Linked DNA regions of Homo sapiens: region 2 is linked to region 1. A link is a loop called in an ENCODE intact Hi-C map of the cell type or tissue named here. Cell type or tissue: endothelial cell of umbilical vein. All regions are shown on one strand. Links, peaks and the distances in the headings refer to the core of each region. The heading gives the core; the rest is flanking DNA. Region 1 has its middle 32 kb from the start of LINC02400. Region 2 overlaps PDZRN4 (PDZ domain containing ring finger 4).

Evidence for each region. A loop is a pair of places that touch in the nucleus more often than their neighbours do. Peaks named below come from ENCODE experiments on the same cell type or tissue, not always from the same donor. Only the 100,000 strongest peaks of a DNase experiment are listed, where the experiment ranks them.
Region 2: it touches region 1 in a loop (14-fold over the local background); 1 of 110 quality-filtered maps calls a loop at or near these places.

The regions. Positions count from the first base shown.
Region 1 is chr12:41,794,863-41,797,787 of GRCh38, reverse strand. No RefSeq gene overlaps it. Among named protein-coding and RNA genes, the nearest start is that of LINC02400, 32 kb to the right of the region's middle. In endothelial cell of umbilical vein, for the core only: a CTCF peak has its summit at 1,646 (motif pointing right); a DNase peak (open chromatin) is centred at 2,497; H3K27ac peaks cover 592 bases.
Region 2 is chr12:41,483,825-41,486,749 of GRCh38, reverse strand. The region is part of intron 3 of PDZRN4 (PDZ domain containing ring finger 4); the gene reads right to left. Among named protein-coding and RNA genes, the nearest start is that of PDZRN4-AS1, 73 kb to the right of the region's middle. In endothelial cell of umbilical vein, for the core only: no CTCF peak of the experiment used is centred there; a DNase peak (open chromatin) is centred at 1,369; H3K27ac peaks cover 1,848 bases.

The DNA of each region.
Region 1 (2,925 bases), core at 135-2,634:
CTATCTTTCTATATTTCTTTCCTCACAACCTCAAACCCAGAATCCTCACTCCCATTTTACTGGCGAACCTTGACTTATAACAAATGAGTTGTAATCATTTGGATGGCTTTGTTGTGAAATTTGAAAGCATATTGAATGATTCAGACATCATAAGCTAATTATCTGCAATTGTTAGGCTGAATATAGAGGGATAGTCATTTATCTGGTTTCTGCTATTTATGTGTTTCTGTTATTTGGCTTGCCATCTGGCCAAACAATAACGTGTTGGGAAGTTAGAAAGTATGTAGAGGTTGAGTCCTTTGGTACCAAACTCAGCCTAGTGCCGTGTGCTTCAGGCTTTCTTATAGGACTGTTCTTAATTCAAGTTTCAACTCTGCTTGCTGTTGTTGTCTGTGTATCTTGCAATTTGTTTTTATTAAGCTATCCAGAGTTGGCTTTTGTTATATGCTAACAAATGAACAGTAACAAATACAATGTGTTTAGATGAAAAACATGAACATTGCGGGTATGAGAAATAAGAACCTAGAGCTGTGCTTTCCAGTAGAAGTATGATGCAAACCATAGATGCAACTTTAAAATTTTTAGTAGCCACTTTCAAAAAGTTAAAAAAGGTGAAATTAACTTCAGTAATACCTTTAATTCAACATGCTATATTCAGAATGGTATCATTTCAACATAAAATTCTTGTAAAAAATTGAGGTGTTTACATTCTTTTTTATTCATAGCCTATCTTTTTGTATGGTAACATTTCATCAGAGATAATTGCTATCTACGTAGATTTCATAAAACTTACAGTTAAAAAAGTAGATTCACTTACTTACGTTGTTCCAAACACACTAAAAAGTTTTTCAATAACCAAAACGATTATCGACAAATAATTTACATTCAGTCTTTTGCTCAGGCTAGCCATGTTTTAAAGGCTGCCCAATTGGACACTGCAGGTCTAATCCTCACCTCTAGTTGATCATCAAATGGAAGATTCAGACCTCTCTACAGACCCAGGTTTCCTTTACTTTCTCAACACCCCACCGTTCCCTCCTCTAAACCATCACCTTCCACCATGCTTTACTGTCAGGATCCAGCCTGGAAAGTGGAGCACCTTATGTGGTACGAGGAATTGCCGACAGTCAGGATTTCATATAGAAAATACATTACACAGCTGTTAGTGGGCTCAAAGAGCATAAAGGCAAAACTGAGATAATAATAAAAAATAGCTACCACCCTTGGAACTGAGGAAAACTAAAGGAATCGCCCCAAATTAGGAGCTGGGAATGCAAGCCCCATCCAGTGGGTATTCAGGTTTCTGATGAGCCGCCGGACCCAGGCTGCCAAGGCTGGTCTGAGAGTGGCTGAGAAGCTGGCTGTAGTCACATGCTGATGCTAGACCCACAGCCCCTGCTCGAGTGACTCTGACAGGAACATGTTGGAATAATAGGAAAGAAGTCCTTTTTATCTCCTCCTGCCTTCTGGTTTCATTTTTGCTCCTTACATCATCTGGGCTTAATAGGAAGCCAGTAGGCAGAGCTCTGGCCTGGGCTTCATAGAGCAAAGGGTAGAAGCATGAACTTAGAGCTGAGAAAAAACAGGTAAATAGCTGGCATAGACATCCCTGGAAACTCTCACCCCTCCACTGCAGGAGCAGCCCTTAACTTGCATGGCTAACTCAGTTCCAGCAGAGGGCCCTGGCTGCGGTCTTCCCACTGCTTTGACAGTACCCAGTTAGAGCCCTTTAGGAAGAAGGCCTTCCTGGATGTATTGGAGTTTTGAGAATAGATCTCATTGTCTAGGTCGAGACTAACATAAGTCAAGAGTTCAGCTCAAACGAACCGGGCTGGTATTGATAAGTGTTTGGGCCCCGGTGAGGGAATATTTTTGTTAAGCTGATTCACGTATGACCAATTCCATTTTTAAGGGCAGCTTTATTTTTGCAAATGGTTAGTACCTGGAGCCTAACTATGTTTCATAGTCTATCCGGATTTTGCTGTACAGTCCCACAAATGGGCACGAAGGGGATTTTCAGTCTTCATCGTATCCCTTCTATGGGAGGAGGGAATCACCTTTCTTTCTCTTCAAAAATGACTTTTAAAACACTCGGGTCTTTACCACTGAAGCTTATGACAGCGCAGAGCACTCTAAAGAGATTTGCAATGTAGCTCTCATTCTTGAAGGTAAGACTCTAGAGTAGCTGTGCTGCTTTTCTGAGAGGGAGATAGATGGAGGGGGAGATGCTCTGATGAGGCTACAGCAACTAGGGGCAGTCCAATGGATGAGCAAATTACGATGAAGCACTAGTTCCAGGCCTCGACTCCAATGCTCCATTTCCCCATTCACATTCAAAGGCAAGTGGGATTATTTTTGTAAGAAAGATATATTTGTAGACTTAATGCTGCATATGTTTGAACTCTTTCCAAAATGATGTATTCATCAACGCTTAAAACATTTTGAAAGCTCTGTGTAATGGGAGGCCGCATTAGCCATTTCCTGGCAATGCAACATGTTTGTGTTTGGGTTACAGTTCAGTTCTTGGCTTCCTCATCACACAGCAGTTGGAATGAGTCTTTGAATTAGCATGAAATGACACGGTTTATTTTGTTTAGTCGATTTGGTCTTTACAAAGCTGGTGCTCATTGCTCCTGAGCCTGTTGTGAGCATTCGACTCTGATAGGCTGGAGGGGAAGAAAGGAGAAATCCTGACGATAGTTTTGACTCTGGGTTTCTCATTAAAAAGGAAAACAACCAATTCCCCTGCCACCCTCTGTTCCTGCCACAAAACAAAAATCAAGCCATGGCAAGAATCTATACAGAAGAATAAAACTCTCATTAAAGAGAATCCTTTGTGTTTGATTATAGTATGCCCTCTCTCCTGCCCCAGCCTATAAAGGTAGAAAAACAAAATTAAGCTCTACATTTTCTGGCTTTGCCTAC
Region 2 (2,925 bases), core at 221-2,720, 310 kb after region 1:
TTGAGTTGATTTCCCATGACACACAACTTTCCGAGAAAGCTCTCCCCCCTTTTCTTACTCTGATTTTTTTTTCTCTATTTTCATCATTCACATTCCCATTTGGTCAATCTGCCTCCTTCCCTCTCTGCCATTGCTTGCACTTTCCCAGCTGCTACCTTCTCATATTATTGCTATTTCTCTTGCAATCTTCAGGTAGACTGTCCACAGAAATCATAAACCCTCATTCACTGGGTTCTTACTCTGTGCCCAGCATGATGCATTATATAGAATCTTGTTTGATTCCACTTTTGCAATAACTCCCTTATGTTGGGCATTATTACTTCGCCTATTTTTTGCATGACAGAGATGAAGTTTACATATCTTGGTTTATGTTATATAAAAGCAATGAGGTTTGAACCCCAGTTAGGCTGGCTCCATACACAAGATAACACCAAGTTACATTGTTTCCTGTGTTTTTGTATCCCCAACTCAATTCAAAAAGTATCTCAAACATTGGATTTAACAAAACGGGACTCCCATATTTATTTTTTTCAGTGTTAGATTTAAACTGCCCTCAATATTTTAATGTCTTTTACAATTTCTCTGTCCAGTGGTCATCCAGCCTGTACACAAAAACTCCTAGCAACAAAGGGCTGAAATAATGTTTTTAAAAAATATGTAGAACTATGCTATAACATAGGTCCATGATAATCTATTATTCCGCCTTACATAAAACTGGAAACTATTGATTGTGATTTTTCACATAATAATATTGAAAAGCTACTGTCACCTTTCCATTTTTTCTTCTTTCCTAAACAGTATGTTGTCTTAGTCTATCTCAGTAAGTGTTAAATTTTTTAACTAATTTAACAGCATACCTTTAGGTGTATTTCTGGTTAAATTGTTTTTTGAGACTAAGTTGTAGCAAAGACACATACAGGAAATGGTAAACTGTCTTGCCTTTATTTCTATTTCAAAACAAACACAAATAGTAAATTAAGGACCAATAAATGATTTCTGGATTTTAATCATGTCAGAGAACAAGAATGACTCATCGTTTATTTATTTAAAATAGTTTGCTATAATTATCATAGATTTTTAAATCCAAAATGCTGATTCAATTATATTCCAGGTAATAAGCTATTTTTGTTTTCTTTTTTCCATATAACCTCATATAGAAATAAAACAGAGCAGGACTCGGAAGAGAGAGAGGGAGAGAAAGAAAGAAAAAGAGAGAGGAAGAGAGAGAAAGAGAGAAAGATTATGAGCAATTCTAGATTTCAGTGGTTAATAGTGGTCTCAGATATGTGACAGTAAGAATAGCAACACCTCCGGTGAGTCCTGGCATGCTGGGAATTTCCTGACTTGTCATTTCCGTACCGGAATTGAAACACAGGAATAGCTAGTCTCTAAATTCTAGTCATCTCAGGATAGGTATAGGGGTACACAGTGTCTGACTTGCCTTGCACCAAATACAGAATAATGCATTTTGCCTGCCCAGGGATAGCCTTCTTCTTGTTCGCTCAATGACCTCCTCTGCCACAGTGCCTGAAAGTCCTCCCTTTCCCTCTACTTTATCCCTCAATTAGAAAACAAACAAGCACATCTTTTCTGGAAATACAACACATAGTATTAGCATTTACTGCAACTTACTGTAGATGTGTTTGTCAGATCAACTAATATCAGAACTCTGGTACTCAGAAACCTGGGTCCAGAGCAAGTATGTTTTTTCCCTGAGGAGGCTGAGGTTGGAGAAAAGTGGCAGATTGTGAGGCATGGGATGGATGATTAGGGAGTCAGACCCAGGAAACATGGTAAGGACCAGCCTTGGACAGCCAGAGGGAGGTTACAATCTAAAAGACGCAAGTCACTTTGTTGTCAGGATTGTAGGCAACCCTGACCTACTACCTGATATTCTTTGGTGTCTGATGTCCTGTAATGAGGGAAAACGTCAACATGCCCACAAAGACTATTAGGACAAGAAGCTTCATCTGTGGGTTAAGGAGACAGAATCATAAGGGTTACGTAAATAGCCCAAAGATACACTGTTAAGTTTACAGCAAATCTGGGCAACAGAAATCTATCTGGTCTTTGGACTCCTTGGTTTGGTCAGGGTTATATGAGGTGAGATGGAAATATAGAAAACAATGTTTCTAATAACTGACATTAATAAAGCACGTACTATTCACAAGTGTTAAATATCCTGTATGCATTCAGCATTTAGTAAGTGAAAAACCTCATTGTGGTGGGATGCTCCTATTACGTTTTTGGGGCAGGTGAGAAACAGATGCAGTGATTTTAAGTGACTTACCTAAACTCACATAGCTAGCTCAGGAACAGTCAGGATTTGAACAAAAACTCTTAGTGACTTTACTAACATGCCAAAAGGCACTAAGGTTAACAATATCAAGTTAGTTGGTTGGTTGCAGTAAGAAGAAGCCAACACATAAATAATGTTTTCAATCCTGCAATTTTGAGAAAGGTAGGTTTCAAGTTCAAAAATTCACATAGATTTACTTTGATCTCTTATGATTATTTGAGTATTTACAAATATCTTTTCTCAATTTCACCTTGTCCCTCAACTTGTGAGGAAAAATCCTCCCTCAATTTTGCTATAGGACACTAATAAGTTCTCTGTGTGATAGAGATCATTATTCTCTTTCATTTAAAAACAAGTTGATAAACTTTATTAGAGTATCTAACAAAAAGGAGGAGTAGAATCTTACACACAAACTCGAGATATTTTCATCTATTTAGGTATTTGAAAAATGTATGATTTTTTTCAGAATGGAATCCAGGTTAAATTTAACAAAGGTAAAAGATGAGCACAACAAATTTAGATTAAAAGAATGTAAGTTCACATGTCAGATGAAGAGGGCTCTTTTCTCATAAATGCAATGTGTGTACTACTGGACTATGCATTGAGCCAAAGAGAATTTCTACTTG